Regions from separate parts of the Homo sapiens genome. Here all the other regions are linked to region 2. A link is a loop called in an ENCODE intact Hi-C map of the cell type or tissue named here. Cell type or tissue: Caco-2. All regions are shown on one strand. Each heading gives the region's core, and the rest is flanking DNA. Links, peaks and the distances in the headings are about the cores only.

Region 1 (7,711 bases), core at 3,080-5,579, 52 kb before region 2:
CTGTCCTGGGGAATGTTCTAAGTGAGCCCGATGACACTAAGTTTTTAAGACCTATTTTTACACTTGCTATTCTCCCTTAGAGAGAAAGTCTAAGGTTGAGGGCCCTCTGCAGACAAGTGTGTCTAACTAGAGTTTAATTATATTTTGTCTTTATCATATTTATTTTTTAGGATTACATTCTTTTTATGATAGTTGACACTAGTGTTGCATTTATGACAGTGATATCATATTTCTTTTAAAATGTTAAAAAAGTTGATTTATGCACATGACATGATTATCTACACAGAAAAGCCCAAAGAATCTACCAAAAAAGTTCTAAAAATACTAAGTGGGTTCAGCAAAGTTGTGGGATACAAAAGCAACGTGGAAAAATCAATCAGATTTCTATATATTAATACTAACAATAAATATGCAGAAACTGAAATTTAAAACACGATATTCTTTACAATTGCTCCAAAGAAAATGAAATACTTAGGCATATATTTAACAAAACATATATAGGAGCTGTATGCTGAAAAGTACAAAATGTTGATGAAAGAAGTCATGTAAGAGTTGAATAAATGGAGAGACATATTATGTTTATGAATTGAAAGTCTCAACATAGTAAAGATGTTCATTCTCTTCAAATTGAGTTATAGGTTTAAATGAAATTTTTGTCAAATCTTAGCAAGGTTTTTTGTAAACATAAATAAGCCTATTCTAAAATTTATATGGAAAATCACAGACACTGAATAGCTAAAACGATATTGACAAAGAAGAATATAATGGAAAGAATCACTCTGTTCTATATGAAGGCTTACCATATAGCTACAGTAATCGAGACAGTATGGTATTGGCAGTGAGACGGATGCATAGATCAATGGAACAGAATAGAGAACCCAGAAATAAATCTACACAAATATGCTCAATTGATTTTTTGACAAAGATGCAAAGGTAGTTCAACAGAAGAAGCAATTCAACCAATGACCTTTTCAACAAATAGAGTAATCGGACATCAATAGGCAAAACAAAAACAAACCTCAACCTTATATAAAATTAGTCTAAAATGAATCACAGGCTTTAATGTAAAATGTTAACCCATAAAACTTTTAGAAAAACTTCTAAAAGAAAATAAATTTAAAGATCTGGGGTTAGGCAAAGAGTTCTTAGACTTATCATTAAAAGCACGATTCATATAAGGAAATACTGATAAATTAGACACCCTTAAAATTTAAAAACTTAAAAATATTTGCTCTGTGAAATATTGAGGTGTGAAGAGGATGAAAGACAAGCTACAGACTAGGAGGAAATATTTGCAAACTATATATCTATAAGGGACTAGTATGTAGACTATATAAAGAACTCACAAAATTTACATGAAAAAATTTGAAAATGGCAAAAGACATAAACAGACATTTCACCTGAGAGAATAGGAAGATGGTGAGGAAGGATATAAGGCGACGTTCAATATCATCATCAAACCTATCAGAATGGCTAAAATAAAAATCAGCGACAACACCTAATGCTGGTGAGGATATGGAAAAACTGAGTCATCCATACGTTGCCGGTGTGAATGCAAAATGGCACAGCCACTCTGGAAAACAGTTTGGCAGTTTCTTATAAAACTAAACGTGCAGTTACCATATGGCCTGGCAATCACATTCACGGGCATTTATCCTGGAGAAATGAAAACTTATGTTCACACAAAACCTGCACATGAATATTCATAGACACGTTATTTGTAATAGTCCTAAACTGGGATCAGCCCAGATGTCCTTCAGTTACGAATGGCTAAACAAACTGTGGTGCATCCATACCATGGACTACTACTCAGCACTAAAAGGAGGCAAACTGCTGATACACACAGCTCGAAATGCATCTTCAGGGGAATTGTGCCGAGTGAATGAAGCCAGTCCCAAAGGTTTCACATTGCATGGTTCCATTTATATAACATTTTAGAAATAGAGGATAGATTACTGATTGCCAGGGCCTATCATAAGGGGAAGTAGGGGTGGGGGACGGGGAGGAAAGTGGGCATGGGTTTGAAAGAGCAACATAAGGGACCCTGTGGTGTCGGCACTGCTTGGTATCTTCTCTGTGGTGGTGGACACAGGAACCTACACAGGTGGTAAAATTGTATACAGCTTAACTCACATACATAAGTGCATACAAGTAAAACTGGAGAAATCTGAATAAGATAGAATGCATCAATGACAATGTCCTCTTTGTGATATTATACCATAGTTTTTCAAGATGTGACCATTTAGGGAAACTGGGCGAAGTGTATGAGAAATCGCTTGGTACTGTTTCTTACAACTGCATGTAAACGAATCTACGGTTATCTCAGTAAAAAATCTGATTAACAAAAAGTTGATTTAGATAAAAATAATAAATATTGGAACAGTCAGGTGAGGGTATGTGTGATACATATGCATTATATATATTATATACACATGGCAAAAATTACAAAGGGGGATGTATTTGACAAAAATTTTGTAAACACACTGGGCCAAATGATTAAATTAACCATCTCCAGCACACCTAAGGTACAAAAGATAAACAGGGTAACTGTATTAAAAATTCCCATTTAGGAAAGAGGGAAGGGGAAGACTGCTGCCTGGGTCTCTGCCCAGAATGTCTGTCTCCTGTGAGACAGGAATAGTCGGTAAGTGATAGGGCCTGGGAACCTAGTGGGCACCGGCTTGTTGACACGTTTCTATGGTGGGGGAATCGGTTCTTGGTCAGCAATCTGGCTGCTCCAGATTCTGCCTGCTGATATAACTTTTCTGGGGAGTTAGCCAAACCTCTAAACCCCAGACCTTATTCAGAGCTTGACCTTCTTTTACTCTAATCCCAAAGTACTTTGCTCTCCTGTAATTCCCAGAAAACTGTATTTGATTTTTAACTGAGGGTTGTAGCAGGACAGTATGTAGATATGTGTGTGTAGATATGTGTGGATGTAGATGTGTTTGTATGTGTGTGTGTATGTGTGTGTGTAGATGTATGTGTGTATGAGTGTGTGTGTAGATGTGTATGTAGATGTGTGTGTATGTGTGTGTAGATGTGTATGTGTGTGTAGATGTATGTGTGTATAAATGTGTGTGTAGATGTGTGTATAGGTGTGTGTGTGTAGATGTGTATGTGTGTGTGTAGATGTATGTGTATATGAGTGTGTGTAGATGTGTGTGTATGAGTGTGTGTGTAGATGTGTGTGTGTAGGTGTGTGTGTGTTGGTGGAACTGATCTCATCCAACACACTTTGGTTGTGTAAGCTTGTCAATTCTTGGAAGGAGCTCTGCCTGGCCTATTTTGAGAATTTGCTGGATGGAAATGGAATTCGCCCTCCAACCTTGGCTCAGCCCACTTAAGGCATTTGAGTGCAGAAGTACTTGGCAGAGATGCCTGTTCAGTGTGTTTCATCTTCTTGCATGTTCCAGAAGATGGTATAAAGGTCCGCCCCACTCCCAGAGTGGAAGGCATTCAGAGGCATCCGGTCAGGTACACTCAGGATTTTTAGCTTGGATTTTTTTCTAGGTTCCTGATCTTGGTGAGAGATTTTCCTATCTTGAACAACCCTAAACAAAATCTCCCCTGCTCAAATTATTGTGAAACTGAAGTAATGTATGGTCCCTCTGAATTTGAGGCATGAAAGCAAAGTGGAATGTGAGAAGACTGTCCTGGACTTGCACAGAGTAGGTGCTCAGGGGTGTAACCCCCCGTCCTTCCTGCCGCTCTTCTCCCTCCCCATGAATGTTCTGGTCACAGCTCCCAGGGGTGGAGAGTGTGCAGTTCCTGGTGGGGCAGGCCATTCTGTTCTCTCCACCATCTGCTGATGCTGGAGTTAGGCTTGCACAGTTGGGGACATTTAAGGGATTGTCAGAGTTGCAAGAAAATAAGAACCTCAAATGGATTGAATCCACAGGATCTGGGGTACCAGCTGACTTGCCTGGTCAAGATGGCAGGAGAACCTAGTCTGTGTGCGAGCTGGGGCTGGCAGCAAGTTTCTGAACAAGTAGCACATGGCATGGGGCTAATTCAAGGTCTGTGCTATTCTAGGACAGCAGATTGGCCTAGGGTCTAAATAGAAAAGAAAGCTTTGTCTCAGAAAGTCTGGAGAGCCCTACAGGACGCTGCATGTCCTTTTCCTGGGTCTGGTGGGAAAAACAGGGCAGTTGAGTCTTGCAAAGAAAAAAAGAGAAATAGGTTGTAACCTTGCCTCAGTGGTTTTAAAAGTTTCATGAATTCAAGAAACCATAGTGCACTTGTTAAAAATTCCAGTTCTAGGAACCAGGTCCAGAGATTTTGATTCAATAGGAAGAGGCAGGCAAGGGTATGTGCATTTTAAAAAGTGATCCTTTTACAAGTGGTCCAAGGGTCATTCTCGGAAAAGCATTGCTTTCGTCAGTAGGAGTTTATGGTAGAGAAGAATGAGGAAGTCCCAGAATCTATCCTGGCATCTGTACAGGTCTCTAACTGCAGGCTGCACTGTCTGGGCTTCTCTCTTGCCCTTCAGGCTTCCTGGAGAATGAAAACAATGACTCATCATCTTTCAGGATTCAAAAGTGTCACCCATTATCCTAAGCAAATTAATCCAGGAACAGAAAATCAAATACTGCATGTTCTTACTTATAAGGGGAAGTAAGCATTGGGCACTCACGGACATAAAGATGGAAACAGACACTGGGAGCTTCAGAGGCAGGAAGGAGTGGGGGACAGTTGCAAAACTTCCTCTTGTGCTCAGTACGTGGGTGACAGAATCAATTGTACCCCAAACCTCAGTGTCACCCCGCATACCCATGTAACAAACCTGCACACGTACCCCTCTGAATCTAAAATAAAAGTTGAAATTATTGGCTGGTCAGGGTGGCTCACACCTGTAATCCCAACATGTTGGGAGGCTGAGGTGGGCAGCTTACCTGAGGTTGGGAGTTCAAGACCAGCCTGGCCAACATGATGAAACCCCCCTCTACTAAAAATACAAAAATTAGCCAGGTGTGGTGGCACACGCCTGTAATCCCAGCTACTTGGGAGGCTGACACATGAGAATTGCTTGAACCCAGGAGGCAGAGGTTGCAGTGAGCTGAGATCGCACCACTGCATTCCAGCCTGGGTGACAGAGCGAGACATTGTCTCAAAATACAAACAAACAAACAAACAAAAAAGTTGAAATTATTTAAAAAAACACACACACAAAACACAAAAGTGACACCATTGGCCCTTCATCTTTAATCTCTTCCAAAGCATTTCCAGGGCCTCTCTGCCCCCTTTCACACCCCACATTCATAATCACCAGGAGAAGAGATGTGATTGGGTTCAAATTAATATGAGGCTACCCTATTTAGCTTGGATCTTTTTCTAGGTTCCTGATCTTGGTGAAAGATTTTCCTATTTTGAACAACCCTAAACAAATTCTTCCTCTGCTCAAATTATTGTGAAACTGAAGTAATGTATGATCCCTCTTCTGGATGGTTCGACTCCCTTATATCCAGCCTGTGCTTGGTTGCCTTTGGCTTGGGTAAGGGGTTAAGGGTACCTGGCTTTGGGACCTCTGTGAGAGGACCTGCAGGTATTTCAGGAACCATTTGCTTTAGGGCCATGTGGCCAGGATCCTCCGCGAAGGAGGGAAGGTCAGAGGAAGAAGAGCATATCCTATCCCACCCTGGCCCTTAAGCAAGAATCACTCCCTCACACTTCCTCTGACAAGCATGGGCAGCCTTGACCTATAGCTGCCATAATAAGTCATTCCTTGGGAGAAATTACTCCAACCCCATACATTCCGCATAGCAGGTTCTAGTTCTACATTTCTTCTGCTTGATCTTGTTTTCCTGATTTTGAATTCTTGGCTCTACACAAATCCCCTTTGACTCTTCCCAATTTGAAACTCTTTCAGGCTTTCCTGGTCATTTTTGGACATTGGCCTTCATTTCATGGCTTCTAATGGAACTGCTTTTCAAGCTCAGGGGTCTCCTGTTGGCATTTCCTTGAAATTCCACCTCTCACTGGTGTATTTAGGGCCACGAATGAATCAGAAGGATGAGGGAGGGATCAGGAAGTGCCGATGGGAGAAGACCCCTCAGACCTAGTTTATTTTATCTTACAAGTGGTAGCAGTGGGAAGTTACCCAACAACAGTGACGATGGGGGCTGGGTTGGGAAGTGGGAGAACTTTCTTCTCAGAGGTGGTGGGTAATGACCTTGAGATGGCTCTGCTGTCACTGGCTGCCTCTGCCTAAGATTCCTCCTACCCTCCCCATGAATACAACCCAGGAGATGCTCAGGGGCTGTTCTCATGCACTCTCGCCTCTTCTGAGGGATGGAATCATGGTCTCTTAACATCTTACGGAAGCACTCTGGTGCCTCTTACAGAAACATTGGGAGGGATGGGTGGGACTGCTGCCAGGGAGTCCAGAATTCCTTCCTGGAGTAGAGGTCATACACCAAGACAAAGGGCATCTAGTGTTAGAAGTGAAAATAGGGTAGGGTAGGAGGAAGGAAATTAGTCCTATCAGCTCTCAGTCATTTGATTAGCAAATACGTTTTGACGGTCCTTTTGTGGCAGCAAAGTGCTGTGAGAATAGAAAAGAGACTGTCTTTTCCTTTGAGCTATTAATGTTTACTTCTATTTGGGCAGCCAAGAAAGGGGGTGGGGAAGTATCTGATGAGCAATGTAAGACTGTATTTAATGAAGTTCCAGTTGGTCTGATGCAGTCCAGAAAGGACAGAGGGGTTCAGGAAGGGGAGAGGTCAGAATCATCTGTTGTGACTAGGAAAGGCATGGGACGACATGCGTCCCAGGTGAGGTATGTGCCACAGGCAGTTACGGATGTGTTGGAGGAGGAAATTCCAGGAAGGGGCAAGATCTGGAACGAAGGCCTGGAGGTGGGAGCGAGCTTGGCACGTGTTGGCAGGGAGGGGCCGTCAAGAATATCTACCCTGCGCCTGCCCTGGGGAATAGTGGGAAAGATGGCGGGATGGTGTGGGTCTCAGAAGCATGCAGAGTGGGTGGGCTCGATGTGCTGGCCAGGATGGTGCCCGCCTCGGCTTCCCCATTGCCAGGCAGTCAGAACACTGTTTTCTTCTGAGCCTGTTGTGGCCCCAGGCTCCTCCTTAATGCAATGCCTCGGGTAGTCACTACCAGTTAAAGAGATCAAACCTATTGGCCATCCTCCAAGGAGGCTGTGGGAGCCGTTCTAGTGTCTTGAGTAAGTGTGTGATTCATGCAATTTCCTGTGCAATCTATAGCTGGAAACCAGGGTGAGCCTGTGCTTCCATAGTGTACACGGTCAAGTTAGAAACACCACCAGCCATCTCCTCACTTGTTTTACATTTTTGGATAAAGTTGTGGTTTTTAACAGATTAAAAATATATTTGGAGATAAATACTTTTTACTAAGAATAATAAATTTACATTGCTTTCATCTCTTCCATGTGACTCTAAAACTCATTCCAGTCTTGATAGTGAGCCACAGTTGAGTAGGGGAGTTTCTTAGAAATTATACAAACCAAATAACAGAATTTGAAATGCTGGACCTTAAAAATCCAATTTATTCCAAATACTAAAAGCACTAAAGCCAGTGAACATCAAAAGGCCTGAAAAATCATGGCAAGTGTTAAATGCACGATGCGTTTTCCTTATGTGAGATAATGAGGAAGAATAGAGTCTGTGCTGTTAAAATGTGTGTGCTCTGAGATGTGCCTGTCCGTGTTCTGCGACTGATGTGGTGCGGGTGGCCC
Region 2 (7,711 bases), core at 2,582-5,081:
AGGCCAAGGTGGGCGGATCACGAGGTCAGGAGTTTGAGACCAACCTGGCCAACATGGTGAAACCCCATCTCTACTAAAAATACAAAAAATTAGCTGGGCGTGGTGGCAGATGCCTGTAATCCCAGCTGCTCAAGAGGCTGAGGCAGGAGAATCACTTGAACCCAGGAGGCGGAGGTTAGAGTGAGCCAAGATAGTGACATTGTACTCCAGCCTGGGCAACAGGAGTGAAATTCCGTCAAAAAAAAAAAAAACCCACAAAAAACAAAAAACAAACAAACAAAAAAAAACCCATCCATTTGTCAAAACCCAAAGGACTCCACAGCACAAAATAATATATGCAAATTTGAAAAAAACGACCGACAGAACAGGGTTCTAGGATGAAATGAAGATTGTGACAAAAGAATATACAGTCATAGCCTGGGTAGCATAGCGATACCCTGTCTCTACAAAAAAAATACAACAATTAGCCAGGCATTGTGGTGCACAACTGTAGTCCCAGCTACTTGGGGGACTGAGGTGGCAGGATTGCTTGAGCTTGGGAGGTTGAGGCTACAGTGAGCCTGTGTTCACACCACTGCACTCCAGACTGGGCAACAAAGTGAGACCCTGTCTCAAAAAAAGAAAACAAAAAAGAATATACAGTCATGCATCACTTAATGACAGGGATACATTCTGAAAAATGTGTCATTAGGTGGTTTCATCATAGTGTGAACATCATAGAGTGAAATTAAACAAACGTAGATAGTACAGCCTATTGCTCCTAGGCTATAAACCCCTAGAGCATGTTACCATACTGAATACTGTAGGCAATTATAACTTGATGGTATTTGTGTGCCTAATCCATACCTAAACATAGAAAAGATGCAGTAAAAATATGCTATAAAAGATTGAAATGGCCGGGCGTGGTGGCTCACGCCTGTAATCCCAGCACTTTGGGAGGCAGAGGCTGGCAGATCACCTGAGGTCAGGAGTTCAAGACCAGCCTGGCCAACATGGTAAAACTCCGTCTCTACTAAAAATACAAAAATAGCTGGGTGTGACGGTGGGTGCCTGTAATCCCAGCTACTTGGGAGGCTGAGGCAGAAGAATCACTTGAACCTGGGAGGTGAAGGTTGCAGTGAGCCGAGATCGTGCCGTTGCACTCCAGCCTGGATGCCAAGAGCGAAACTCCATCTCAAAAACAAAAAAAGTTAAAATGGTACATCTTCATAGGGCACTTTCTGTACATAGGAAGTTGCTCTGGGTGAGTCAGTGAGTGAGCGGTGAATGTAAAAGCCTGAGACATGCCTGTACATTATTGTGTACTTTATAAACACTGTACCTTTAGTCTACACTAAATTTATTTTAAAAATAATTTTGCCATGACATTAGGGCAGCCATGATGCCACTAGCTAATAGGAATTTTTCAGTTCTGTTATAATCTTATGGGACCACTGTTGTATGTGCAGTCCATCACTGACCAAATGCCATTATGTGGTGCATGACTTTAACTATATTACAAATGTGTGATATAACTTCACTGAAGGTGTCAGGAGAAAGAAATGCTGATGTTAAGTAACTTTGGAAATGCGGGAAACTATAAAACTAAAGATAAAAGGAACTATATGTACAAGCACTGTGCTCCAGTTGATAAAGTTGCTAACCGTGGAGGTACAGGTTAACTATCCTGAAACCATTCTACATGCATATTGGGATTGGGCAAATAGGTAAATGGTTGGTGGATGATGGGAACCAAGTCACTTTTGGAGTAGAAGGTTACAGACAAGCAAGAGAGAAAGGCTGAAAGGAGCCACGTGGTACTGAATTAGACTTGAGGACATCGGTATGAACTCATGTTTGGCTTAATATAGATACTGATAGGCAGATATAGAAGTAATTATAATTTGTGTATATGCAAGGGTTACTATATATACATATATATACACATACATATATGTATATACTTCCTAATCATGTTCACGGGGAGGGTCTAGAGACAATGATACCCAGCATCAATGAACACACCTAGCCTAGGTCTTGGTTTCTAAATACTATTCTCCAGTTTTAAAAAACCTAGAAATGGATGATTCTATGGCTCGGGCAGTGAATATACAGGATGAACCAGGAGTATCCTGCAGAGCCAGAAAGTAAGGAAGTGCTTACAAAGCAAATCAGCAGGTATATATCAAATAGGACATAGAAGCCATCGGAAAGAGCTCTCAATGACCAAAGCTGACAATTTGAGCCGAAAATAAAAACATAGTATTGGATTATAACCCAAAGTACAAAATAAACATCCATAATCGGCCGGGCACGGTGGCTCATGCCTGTAATCCCAGCACTTTGGGAGGCCGAGGCAGGTGGATCACAAGGTCAGGAGATCGAGACCATCCTGGCTAACACAGTGAAACCCCGTCTCTACTAAAAGTACAAAAAATTAGCCGGGCGTGGTGGTGGGTGCCTGTAATCCCAGCTACTTGGGAGGCTGAGGAAGGAGAATCGCTTGAACCCAGGAGGTGGAGCTTGCAGTGAGCTGAGATCGTGCCACTGCACTCCAGCCTGGGCGACAGAGTGAGACTCTGTCTCAAATAAATAAATAAATAAATACCCATAATCCACACTGATATTAATATATAATCGAATTAATAAATTTTGGGGGGGAGGCAAATATTCCAAACAGAAGAATTCCAAATCATTTCTGTGGCTACTCCTCCCTCAAAGAAGTAGAGCATAATCTCCACCCTTGGGCATGGGCTGTGCATGGTGACTTCCTTCCAAAGGGTACATACTATAAGGAAACGGTAAAATTATTCACAGTAAAATCATTCACTCTGGAGAAACCTGACAAACACCACCTCAGCCAAGTGGTCAAGGTCAACATCATCAGTGATAAGCAATGTTTGATAGTATCAACCCTTGATATGTTTAATTTGTGATGAAGTTGATGAAAATGACACTTTCCCTCTGTGGTCTTCCTTCTAAAAACATGTAACCCTGGTCTAACCATGAGAAACGCACCAGACAAACCTCACTTGAGAGACATTTTTCAAAATATCTGACCAGTACTTCTGAAAACTGTCAAGACAATCAAAAAAGGAAAGTCTGAGAAGCTGTCACAGCTGAGAGAAGCCTAAGGAAACATGACAATGAAATATAACTTGGTATCCTGGATGGGGTCCTGGAAAAAAGAAAAAAAGGATGTTGGGGAAAAACTAATGGAATCCAAATAAAGTATGGGTTTTAGTGAATAGTAATATGTCAATGTTGGCTCCTTAGTTGTGACAAGCATACCATAGTAATCTAAGATGTTAACAGTGGAGAAAATTGGATGTGGGGTGTATGGGAACTCTGTACTATCCTTGAAACTTTTCTATGAACATATGTATTCTAAAATTAAAAGTTTATGTAAAAACGCATTATTATGCCCAAAGGGCTGCTTCTCTCTGGAGTAAAGATTGGAAGGAATGTCAGAGGTAAGGGACAGCCGCCTGTGTGCCCCAGTTAGTACTGTAACTAGGATAGAGAGCTTGGGGTTAAAACTGCCCCCGGAGAGTTAAAGAAACAATGACTAACAGAAATTCTTGGGCTTACAAGATAGCAGATAAGAAAAGAAACAAAGTTTAAACTGAAACTACGCCCCAAAGAGTAAGAAACCAATGACTAACAGAAATTCTTGAGTTTGCAGGATGGCAGATAAAAAGAAACCATTTGTTGAAATGCTGACACTCCCTCAGCTTGTGAGATTTCAAAACTGGCTGAAATCGGTTGGAACCAAAATGGCCAACTGGATTTTGCACAGAACAGGCTTGCTGATGTCACAGCCCATGTTTCCACCATGTGTTTCATACTAACTCCCCCTGAAATTTATACACGCAACTCATGAGGTGGCAGTTATCAAGAGATAACTGTGCATGTCCGAGGAGTTTCCAGACCTCCCCTTTCCTTCCACCAATTATCTACTAATCCCGGAATCCACCCCCTAATCCTTTCCTGATAAGATTACCGCCTTGAAGCCAGCACAGGGAGACAAATTTGAGCTGGGCTGGTCTCTTTGCTAGTTGACTTGCAATAAAAAGCTTTGCTTTTTCATAGTATTGCCTTCTAGTGCCTCAGACGTTACCCTTTTTTACTTGATAATAGGGTTAAGATTCTTTTACCTCCAAATCTTAATTTGGAGATATGATTTCTAGCAGGGCTCTTTTCTTACAAAATTCCACAAAATGCACCCACTTTGCATCTTACTGTGTTGATTAGTGGTGATCCATATTAAATTTCTGCCTCCCCATTGCCTATCCATTAGGCTAAATAACCAAGAGTCTGAATCTTTATAGGGAGCATATTTTTATTATTCCACAGTAAATTGGTGGGCACTGGAGTATATGTAGTACTAAAAAAAAAAAGCCCTTAATGTATAAACATGCTCTCTTTAACTCTCTGAGATGGTTGAATTTTTAATAAGGTAGCAAAAGGAGTGAATTGCAGACTAACTTCACTTTAAACTATTTCCTCGTATTAGAATTCTCATTGAATTAAATCCTCCAAAGTTTTAGTACTATAAATAATAGTACTAAAAAAATTATTATACAATAAAAATATTATTGCTATTACTATTATTACTGATTTGGGGCTGTAAAGGAGGCAGTCTCAGAATCAAAAGTTCAGAAGTTTATATTTAAATATATCACCAGGAGAAATCGGAAAAGAGAAAATGATAGATTTGACTACACAAAAATGGAAGCATCTATGTATTGTTCCCAAAATATCATCAATGAAATTAAAAGGGAAACTGAGAAAAAACTATGACAATGACTGGTAAAAGGAAATTATATATAAGTACATATGCTAAGAAAATTAATATATATGGATATGCCTTCCCTTCAAGAAATATTAAGCAAAGGCCATGATATAGCAATTTGTAAAGAAAGAAATGGAAATTGATGATAAATATTTTTAAAATTTCAATAAAGAAATGCAAATTGTTACTAATAACATACTAATGTTCAGTCAAGAAATGCAAATTGTTAATAATGACAACTTTTTTGTCCATCAATTGCACTTTAATACCTTGCTGATAGAACAGCTTTTCTTAAGAACATTTGGCAATATCTATCAAAAAGTCTCTGGAATGTCTGCTAATTGATCTAGGGATTCCATTTTTATAATTTTTCTAAGAAGAAAATTAGTATGTGGAAAGACTTCTTCATAAATAAGTTTATTACTACATTGTTTATAATAGTAAAGAATCAAAACCAACTTTTACCCACCAATAGAAAATTATTTAAATAAACTATAATTCATCCATTCGAAAGAACACTAATCAGCCATTAAAAATGGTTATATAGGTCAGGGGTTGGCAAACTATGGCCCATTGGTCAGCTGCCCTTTTTTGTAAATAAAGTTTTATTGGGACACAGCCGTGCCCATACATTTATGTACTGTGTGTGGCTTCTATATCTGCTGCTAGTTTGCTAGGGCCGCTGTAACAAACCACCACAAATGGGGTGGCTTCAACAACAGAAATGGATTGTCTCACAGTTCTGGAGGCTAGAAATCCAATCGAGGTGTTCTGAGAGCTGTGAGTGAAGGATCTGTTCCAGGCCTCTCTCCTTGGCTTGTAGATGGCCGTCTTCTCCCCATGCCTCTTCACATTGTCTTCTCACTGTGCATGTCTGCGTCCACATTTCCCCCTCTTTATAAGGATATCAGTCATACTGGATGAGGGGCCCCACTCTACTCTTATATAACTTCATCTTAACTAGTTATATCTGCAATCACCCTATTTCCAAAAACGAGGTCACATTCTGAGGTACTGGGGATTAAGACTCCAGCATATGAATTTTGGGGGGGCACGCTGAACCCATAATAGCTGCTTTCGTGCTACTGTTTCATGTGTTCATACTCAACAGCAGAGTTGAGTAGTTCTGACAGAAGTGTGGTCTGTGAAGTCTGAAATAGTTATCTGCCCCTTACGGAAAAACTTGCTGACTCCTGCTATAGGTGAGCATGTTTTGACATGAAAAATACTCAAAATCTGTCCTAAAGAACATTTATTTATTTACTTATTTATAGACAGGATCTTGCTATGTTGCCTAGGCTGGACTCCAATTCCTGGGCTCAAGCAATCCTCCTGCCTCGGCCTCCAGCATAGCTGAGACTACAGGCATGTGCTATCCTGCGGGGCCAAAAACATTTATTTTTATGGTAATATAATATTTCACTTATTCTGTTCATTATTAACTAATATCTGAGAACATTTACAATATTAATGAGACTTAATCTAGGAGGAGTTCAAATTAATTTTTTTTTTTCTTTGAGGTAGAGTCTCACTCTGTTGCCCAGGCTGGAATGCAGTGGTGTGATCTCGGCTTACTGCAACCTGCACCTCCCGGGTTCAGGCGATTCTTCTGCCTCAGCCTCCTGAGTAGCTGGGACTACAGGTGCCCGCCACCATGCCCAGCTAATTTTTGTATTTTTAGTAGAGACGGGGTTTCACCATGTTGGCCAGGCTGGTCTTGAACTCCTGACCTCAAATGATCCACCCACATTTGAGTGCTGGGATTACAGGTCTGAGCCACCATGCCTGGCCTAAATTTATTTTTCTTTATGTCTCAGTACCATCTAAATAAGAGAGATAGTCAAAATAATTATGGTCAAACTTATGATGTCAAAAACATAAATAAGTGGTTGGTGTTAGCATGTCTACATATAGTTCAGTTTTTGCTGTAAGGTTCTTTGGAGGCCAGATGCAGTGACTCATGCTTGTAATCCCCACATTTTGGGAGGCCAAGGCGGGTGGATCACCTGAGGTCAGGAATTTGAGACCAGCCTGGCCAACATGGTGGAACCCTGTCTTTACTAAAAATACAAAAATTAACGGAGTGTGGTGGCGGGTGCCTGAAATCCCAGCTGCTTGGGAGGCTGAGGGAGGAGAATCACTTGAACCCAGGAGGCGGAGGTTGCAGTGAGTCGAGATCACGCCCCTGCACTCCAGCCTGGGTGATACAGTGAGACTCTGTCTCAAAAAAAAAAAAAAAAAAAAAAGTTATTTGGCTGCAAGAAAGAACATTTGGTTTACTTTGATGATAAGAGTATCTCTTAATGCTGGGATGGCCTCTTCCTGGCATTTCTTCCATTGTTGATTTTTAGTTTAGTAGTCTGTGATTGCCTGAATGGAGTTGAGTGGAGAGGGATTCATCATGTTAATTCCAAACACGAGTTCCTGGCCAATGACTAAAATAAGTAATAAGGAGGGAGACACATAACACAACTGCCCAGTGTTTTTGATGCCAATAGGTTAAGCCTAAGGATTTTCACCAAAATTCAGAAATAACATCTCATAATAAAATAAGCACTGTGTTCTCTGCACAAGCATAGACCGAGGGACTCAAGGTACAAGGGAGGAAAAATTGAGGAGAGGCCCAAGGCCCTGAGGTGCCCTCCCCATTCCCTGCCCTACCCGCATTACAGGCGCCCGGTGACCTTCACTGGAGGAAACATGGAAATACATTCTTAAGTGAAAATGATTACAAAATAGTATATTTTCTGGAAAATTATCTCATCTGAAAATATCTGCCAGGTGCAGTGGCTCACACATGTAATCTAAGCAGTTTGGGAGGCCAAGGCAGGAGGACTGCTTGAACCCAGAGTTTGAGACCACCCTGGGCAACATAGTGAGACCCTGTATCTATACAATTTTTTAAAACAACAGCAACAACAACAAAACAGGCCGGGC
Region 3 (7,711 bases), core at 3,080-5,579, 140 kb before region 2:
CTTCATATAAAAAATGATCGTACATAAAATAACTTTTTTGGAAGGAACATAATCTGAGCCATTCAGATACAACGAAATCCAGCTCCTCTCTATAGCATCGCTGTGGGTGTAGCTAAAATATGAGATTTTAAGTTTAAAAACAACTTCTGCATGTTATTTGGAAATATTTTTTACTAATTTCTTACGCAGCCCAAAACTTAATGGGCAAATTTAAAATACGCATTTAGTGTCTTAGTATTTTACAAAGTCCTTCGAGCCTCACCTTATCTTTTTTTTTTTTTTTTGACACAGAGTCTTGCTCTGTTGCCCGGGCTGGAGTGCAGTGGCATGATCTTGGCTCACTGCAGCCTCTGCCTCTCGGGCTCAGACAATTCTCCCGTCTCAGCCTCCCAAATAGCTGGAATTACAGGCATGTGCCACCATGCCCAGCTAATTTTTGTATTTTTTTTAGTAGAGACAGGGTCTCACCGTGTTAGCCAGGCTGGTCTTGTACCCCGACCTCATGTGTTCCCCCATGTTGGCCTCCCAAAGTGCTGGGATTATAGGCATGAGCCACCACACCCGGTCCTCACTGTATTTTTGAAAACATGGTTACAGAATTAGTTGCATGTGGAGAAGCTGAAATGCTATATGTAAATCCTCTTTCCTGATTACCAGCATTCTCCTAATGCAAAGTGTGTGAAGTGACAGCAGAGAAGATATCAAAGGGTTTGGTGCTTGGGACATTCTGTATTGTCAATGTGAGATGCCCAGTGAGATGGAAGTTCTGCACAGGGTGGCTGGGCGGCAGGCATTCATTTCCGTAAGCCTCTCTCTTTCCTCCTATATGGTATGTGATGAGTTTGGGGGAAAGCATCTGCATTTAAGCTCTGTTCTGGTGGAGAGAGGGAAGAGGTCTCAGTGTTTATCGTCTCCCATGAGTTGAGTGTGCAGGATCTGTAGCCAACAACTCTTGAGTTTTGAGAGTTCCATGTGAGCCTCACTACATGCTAAGTCAGAACCACAGGGTGAGTGAATGCTCTTTCTCTGCTCCATCTGGCTTCTGTCTTCTTAACAGCATATCTGCTGTTTCACATAGCTGCATATCAAGCCAGTTTTTTGTTTTTGAGATGGGGGTTCTCACTGTGTTGATCAGGCTGGTCTCGAACTCCTGGACTCAAGTGATCGTCCCGCCTTAGCTTCCCGAGTAGTTGGGACTACAGATATGTGCCCAGCTACAAGCTGGCTCTTTTATTTTTGGGGCAGTTTAACCACTTGGCATTGTCAGGTCTTCCCTAAGCTTCCCTTGGTCTTTTCTTCCATTTTGCTGTTTTTTTGGACATTAAATAATTTATTACCTCTACCAGGTGCTTGGACAGAATAAAGTAAAAGAGAGAATCGTTATGTTAGAAAATTAACTTGTGCAAGGTGACATAAAATTCTCTCTGCTGTTGATTCATCCATGCTGGCTTTGCCAGTGGTCATGAGGGTAACCAGTGATTCAACTGTATGGGAGGGAATCTGCCCTTTCTGAGTGGATCTCACAAGGTGATTCCTGTGTGATGATGTAAAGATGAGAACCTTTCTGGGAATTTGCTTTTTTTTTTTTTTTTTTTGAGGCAGAGTCTAGCTCTATCACCCTGGCTGGAGTGCAGTGGTGTGATCTTGGCTCACTGCAGCCTCTGCCTTCCGGGTTCACGATTCTCCTGCCTCAGCCTCCTGAGTAGCTGGGATTACAGGCGTGTGGCACCACGCCCAGCTGATTTTTGTATTTTTAGTACAGACAGGGTTTTGCCATGTTGGCCAGGCTGGTCTCGAACTCCTGGCCTCAAGTGATCTGCCTGCCTCAGCTCCCAAAGTGCCTGGATTACAGGCATGAGCCACCATGCCTGGCCTGAATTTGCTTTTTATCTATGATAATAAGCTCCTCACCCAAACAGATAGGAATTGAACTCAGACAAATTTTAATGTGCACACATTTGCAAAGGTAGGCTTGCATTTTTCATTCACTTTCTCTTTTATATATTTACATGCGCAGAGGACAAAATGCAGAAGACACACAGGATGAGCAGCGAGAAACGATGCCCAGCCTCCGTCTCCCTCAGCTCTGCCACTCCTCTCCCCAGGGGCACCAGTCACTAGTAATGCCCTCAGAGCTCTTGGGTTCATCCAGCATGGGCTCTGCTCTGCCTATGCAGGTACCAGACCATCTTCGTCCAGGGGGACGTGGAGTCACACGCATGCAGGCAACAAGGAGAGGGCCGGTCACCGGATGAGGCTGGGCCCCTGGGGCAGGGGTTTCATCAGAGCCCTAGGTCTGCTCTGTCTCCAGAGAAACCTCCCCAGAGGCCCAAGTCCTGCACCCACTGCAGCAGGGCAGGGCTGTAGCCAGGTGAGCAGAGGGCAGAATCCTCCCCTGGAATACATTAGACCCTGTGGTGACATTAGTTCATGCTCAGTGCTCTGTTCACAATCTCTGGTCCTCACAACGGCCCTGTTAGCGGGTTAGGTGTGGGCATGCAGTGAGGTGGGTCCTGGAACTTGTACCCAGGCTTGTCTGACACCAGAGCCCATGCTCTCCACCACAGCCGTGTCTCCAACCTCTCCCTAGTGCTTGGTGCTACTGCAAGGACTTCTTTTTCCTTCTCCCCTTAACTGTCATGATAAAGTGACAGCATCTCAGACAAATTTAAAAATTCCCTGAAGGAATCAGCTGGTTGGCGCTGAACTTTGCAGGGTGCCGTGAACACCCTGGGCTGGAGTCTGAATGCATTGCTTTCCTCATGCAACAGTATTGACTGAGCCACTGTAAACACACAAGAGTTTTGCTGGGTGCTGAGTGTATTGTGAGTTTTCATCGTCTGTGCTAATGCTCATCTTACTGAGCATAATAACCTGGAGCATGACCTATATTGAATTCACTTGGTGGTTGCTGCAGGATGCTTAAAGGAATGAAACTTGAGGGTAGGTTAAGGGAAGCAATGGTGATGAGCTGAGCTTTCACCAGGTGGCACCTGGCTCTGGATGCTGATGTGTTTGGATCAGTGGTAGAAAACAAGCAAATAGAATGGCGAGTTAGACAGTTTCCACTGCGCACAGCACTTGGGTGTTTTCCATGCTATAAATCTTTATTTTTTCCACTTTGGTTTGAGTGGGATCACTTCCATTGGAGCTAATCCAGAAATTGCTAATTCAGTGGGAATTGTGAGTCTATAAGTTAGGAATAAATTGAGCTTAACATGCAATATATTGGAAATGATCCTAGATCCTGGATCCTTCCTCTTCCCAAACAGTGAGCTGTGAGGGAGTCACTCCTCCCACCAGGTTAGAACCATCCGACGTGTGCAGATGTGGCATATATGGTGTATGTTCTGAGGGACAAAATGACGACCCCTGACTGCAGTGTGGCTCCAGCATTGCTTGCTTCCAGGCTGACCAGGGACAGGTGTCCTGGAAGATGGCTCTTCCTGTTCCCAGAGCTGTCCCACCCTTCAGTGTCCACAGGCATTCTGGAAGCCCAGGTTCTCCTTCATTCTGCTTAATAGCTCGGCCTAGAATTCTCATTCGTATTCTGTGCCTGGAGACCCAATCCAAACTCCAAGCCTCATTCCATTTTCCTGGGCTCTGGTTCCCTCCAGGATTCGGTCCACAGGTGGGTGTGGACAAGACTGCTGGGACCACGGCCTTGGTTCCCTGCTCTGTTGATGAGGTTCTTGGGCTCAGACACCACCTGCAGCCCTTCTGCAGCCAGCCTCTCCGTTGCCTGCAAACCCTTGCCCATCCTTCCCTCAAGACTCCCTCAGAGACATTGTACCGTTGTTTTCTAGTGATCCTTGAAATTTGATGCAGTAGCTCTTAGAAAGAAGAGACTAGAAAAAAAATAGGAGGCATGGTTACTGGGGAGGGGGGGCTTGGTTGGTAAAAATAAGTGAATTTTGCTGGCATGGGTCAAATTCCTCCCAACTGAAAAGAGGGGAGTATCTATTAATACAAATGTAAAGAGGGGAGAAAATGTGTTCTGTTACATGGGAGAGGCATGCCCTGTAGTCAGGAGCCTGTGTCCAGTTATGTGAGATGGAAGCTGGGGGGCAGGGTGGCGGGGAGGAGGGAGGGAGGGAGGGAGGGAGGAAGGCTAAACTAAGGTCATGCACTCAGGTCCTCAGGTACATAAGAGCTAGTATCTATCGCACTCTATATACTGACACTGGACGAACTCCTTCCCTGCACTGTCACAGCCCTGTGAGGTGTTGCTCTTCCTGTCACTATTGTGCAATTGAGATGGAAGCCTGGAGAAGTTAAATACTTGCTCAGGGCCCCGCAGCCAGTAAGTGGCAGGACCTGTGCTTACCTCCTGGCCTATGGACTCCAGCGATTGTGTTGTGAAGCCACCACACCCGCTGCCTTTCCTGAACACGGACAGGAAGCGTTACATACCTAACGAGGAGAACATGGGCAAAACCTTGCGAGTTTAAGTTGTGAGTGAGCTAAGGGTGAGCCGAGAGGATGACTGTAGCCAAGCCTGGCAGCCTGGGGAGCCTATCTGCAGGTGTGGAGGGGTGAATTGTTAGTGAAGGTGAGGAACAGCAGAAAGGAGAGGCAGGCAGGGTGCAGAAAGGATCCCGGATACGATGAACAAAGCGGGGCCCGAGGAGCCACCCCTGCGGGGGAGCAGTGGGGTGGGGAAGGACTCGAGTCTCTGGCGCCTCAGCACTGTGTGCCAGGTGAGAGACAAGTTGTGTGTGGTTTTATTCTTTCCATATCCATTTCTTTTTGTTTGGTTTTGTTTTTAAAAAGTATTTAGCATTTAATGAACCTCCTTCCCTGCGGCTGCAAGCCACCAGCACACAGGCCCCCCAGCATTCTTAATCTTCTCAGCTCATCAGAATTGGGCCTTCATGATGACAGACTGCTTTGGGAGCTTTCCCTTTCCCAGAACTTTATAGTAGCCCAGTTGCACCACAGCAGTGATGGGAGGAGCCTCTTGGTGGTGGCGGTGGTTTTTTGTTGTCGTCGTTGTTGTTGTTTTGTTTTTTTTTGAGATGGAGTCTCGCTCTGTCGCCCAGGCTGGAGTGCAGTGGTGCAATCTCGGCTCACTGCAACCTCTGCCTCCCGGGTTCAAGTGATTCTCCTGTCTCAGCCTCTCAAGTAGCTGGGATTATAGGCGCCTGCCACCATGCCTGCCTAAGTTTTGTATTTTTAGTAGAGACGTGGTTTCACCATGTTAGCCAGGCTGGTCTCGAACTCCTGACCTCAAGTGATCCGCCTGCCCTGGCCTCCCAAAGTGTAGGGATTATAGGTGTGAGCCACCATGCCCGGCCCTCAGTCTTGTTTTTAGCAGCATTTGCCTGTGTCTGCTCACGGATCATAGTCCACAGTTTGTCAAAGTTGACAGTTGGGCTGAAGCTCTGTTTCCTCTTTAAGTGGTAATGCCTCACACCAGCTTTCCCACATAACCTGGGTGACATTTGTCAAAGTTGATCCTGTGGTGGTGCACACCACCTGCATTACCACAGCCTCCACGGTGCTTCCGCACTCGGTGATGTGGCCATGGCCGTGGCTCGTGTGGCCCTGAAGTTTCCGGCTCTTCCTCAGTCTGGATGGCATGTCAGACAAAAGAGGAAGATTTCTACAAAGTCTCTTAAGGTATTGAGCACCTATTTCTCCTTTTAAAAACGGGCAAGCTGAGCACAGTTGTGCATGCCCATAATCCCAGCTACTTGGGAGGCTGAGGTGGGAGGATCGCTTGAGCCCAGGAGTTTGAGATCAGCTTGGGCAAAGGGGAATTTTTCTTTCATTATCATTTTGATGTAGAAAATCAGTAACATCTTCTTTGCCAATATGAAAACATGTTTTTCTTTAAGCAGAGTCTTGCTGTCAGCCAGATTGGAGTGCCATGGTGAGATAATAGCTTACCGCAGTCTTGAACTCCTGAGTACAAGGGATCCTCCTGCCTCATCCTCCTGAGTAGGTGGGACTACAGACATGCACCACCAAGCCTGGCTAATTTTTAAAATTTTTGCAGCGATGGGGTCTCACTAGGTTGCCCCGGCTGGTCTGGAACTCCTGGGCTCACACAACCCTCCTGCCTGAGCCTCCTGAGTAGCCGGGATCACAGGTGCACACCACCATGCCTGGCTAATTTTTCATTAAAAATTTTTTTTAGAGGGTCTTGCTAGGTTGCCCAGACTGGTATTGAACTACTTGCCTCAAGTGATCCTCTCCCCTCAGCTTCTCAAAGTGATGGGATTACAGATGTGAACCACCATGCCTAGCCTGAAAACATTTCCTTTTGATTCTAGCATTTAGATCCTAAACCTAAAACCGTTGCCCTAGAATTGCGCTGCCCACTTTTGCTGCTGATCTTATTCCCTGTCCAGACCTTTGAGGACCAGAGTTGGTTGGGCCTCCCTCCCAGATGATGCTCAGGGTACTGGATGCTGGAGTGCAGGGACTTTCTCTGGTGACTGTGGGGAAGCCCCTGCCCTCTCCCCTCCCTTTTTTTTTCATTTGTTGATTGGCAAAGCTGAGATTTCCCAGTGTATGTGAATTTGGTTTGGTTCATTTGTAAACCCCTTGACAACTCTGTACATCAGAATAATGGCATTCCTCTTGGGAGTATTTTGTAATTATTTGCTCAGTGTGTAATATCCCATTAAATATCCAAAGTCAATTCAGCAAATGTTTATTAATAATAAGATTTGCCGAAAGCAAGAGAAGTCTTAAGTGGGTTATGCCTACAGTTTCTAGAAAGCCTTCAGATTGTGGTGGTAAAAAAACTTGGCTTTGTAAATTTTGTGTAATTCGTATTAGAAGATGCTAATTTATTTTAAAAGCACAGTACTCTTTTGTGGTAAATTTCCAAGTTTGCCCCTGTCATTTGAAAAGCTTTTGGTGTGAGTGTTTTCAGATGTTATTGGGTGGTAGGGGCAAGGACTCGTTATTTTTGTTTTCAAATATGTATTATCTCTTTCAAATAGCTATTAAAATTTATTATGTATTTGCACTTATAAATGTTTTATGTACCAATTTAAAAAATGGATCAATAGATTTCTGTGTCTAGCAGAGAATCGATTAATGAGTTTTGAATAGTGTGCCAAGGTGACTCAGCTTTATGACTTTCCATGGATGACAGATTCTGCCCCTGCGACAAGGTCAAGCCCATAAAAATTCCAATCAGATACCACAAAAAGCACAGTTTCATAGGTCAGTTTAATTCTATAGCAGTCTTTTTTGTCAGCATAGCTGGCGATTCCATCTGTTTTAATTTAAGATTCACCCCAGCCATGCCTCTGTAGCAGGTGACACGTGCACACACACACACACCCCCACACCCACACACTGTTTCCTTATGTAACATACATGATGTAAATATGTAATATAAATGTATAGTTATGTAGAATATAAATATATTTACATTGTAGTAGAGGCTGAGTCGGTGGTATAATAGAGCATCTGCAATTCAATATTTAGAGTATAAAGCTGTTTTTCCTTTGTGAAACCATTTGTTTTCCATACACTGCTTGGTGTTGGGCGGGGAAATAATGCAGTTACTTATCTGCTACACTAACGAGCAGATGACTGTCCTCCTCTCCTGCGGCTCTTCTGCAGAAATGAGTCGCCACAGTGAATTGCTTGTGTTTATTATTCTGGTCATGGGTTAGCACCAGGTGTCACAGTGAATCAATCTTGGATTGGTAAAAGGTTGTCACGACGGCAGAAAATTGCAGGCTAG

Evidence for each region. Peaks named below come from ENCODE experiments on the same cell type or tissue, not always from the same donor. Only the 100,000 strongest peaks of a DNase experiment are listed, where the experiment ranks them.
Region 1: a loop joins it to region 2, with 6 times the contacts of the local background. A loop is called at or near these places in 6 of 110 quality-filtered maps.
Region 3: a loop joins it to region 2, with 3 times the contacts of the local background. A loop is called at or near these places in 2 of 110 quality-filtered maps.

Annotation. Positions count from the first base shown.
Region 1 is chr18:9,821,264-9,828,974 of GRCh38, forward strand. The region is part of intron 5 of RAB31 (RAB31, member RAS oncogene family); the gene reads left to right. Among named protein-coding and RNA genes, the nearest start is that of TXNDC2, 61 kb to the right of the region's middle. In Caco-2, for the core only: no CTCF peak of the experiment used is centred there; a DNase peak (open chromatin) is centred at 4,448.
Region 2 is chr18:9,873,561-9,881,271 of GRCh38, forward strand. It overlaps the pseudogene PIGPP4. Among named protein-coding and RNA genes, the nearest start is that of TXNDC2, 8.6 kb to the right of the region's middle. RefSeq lists a cis regulatory region at 3,349-4,166. In Caco-2, for the core only: no CTCF peak of the experiment used is centred there; DNase peaks (open chromatin) are centred at 3,501 and 3,871; H3K4me3 peaks cover 421 bases.
Region 3 is chr18:9,730,021-9,737,731 of GRCh38, forward strand. The region is part of intron 1 of RAB31 (RAB31, member RAS oncogene family); the gene reads left to right. Among named protein-coding and RNA genes, the nearest start is that of RAB31, 26 kb to the left of the region's middle. RefSeq lists an enhancer at 4,582-5,081. In Caco-2, for the core only: no CTCF peak of the experiment used is centred there; a DNase peak (open chromatin) is centred at 4,311.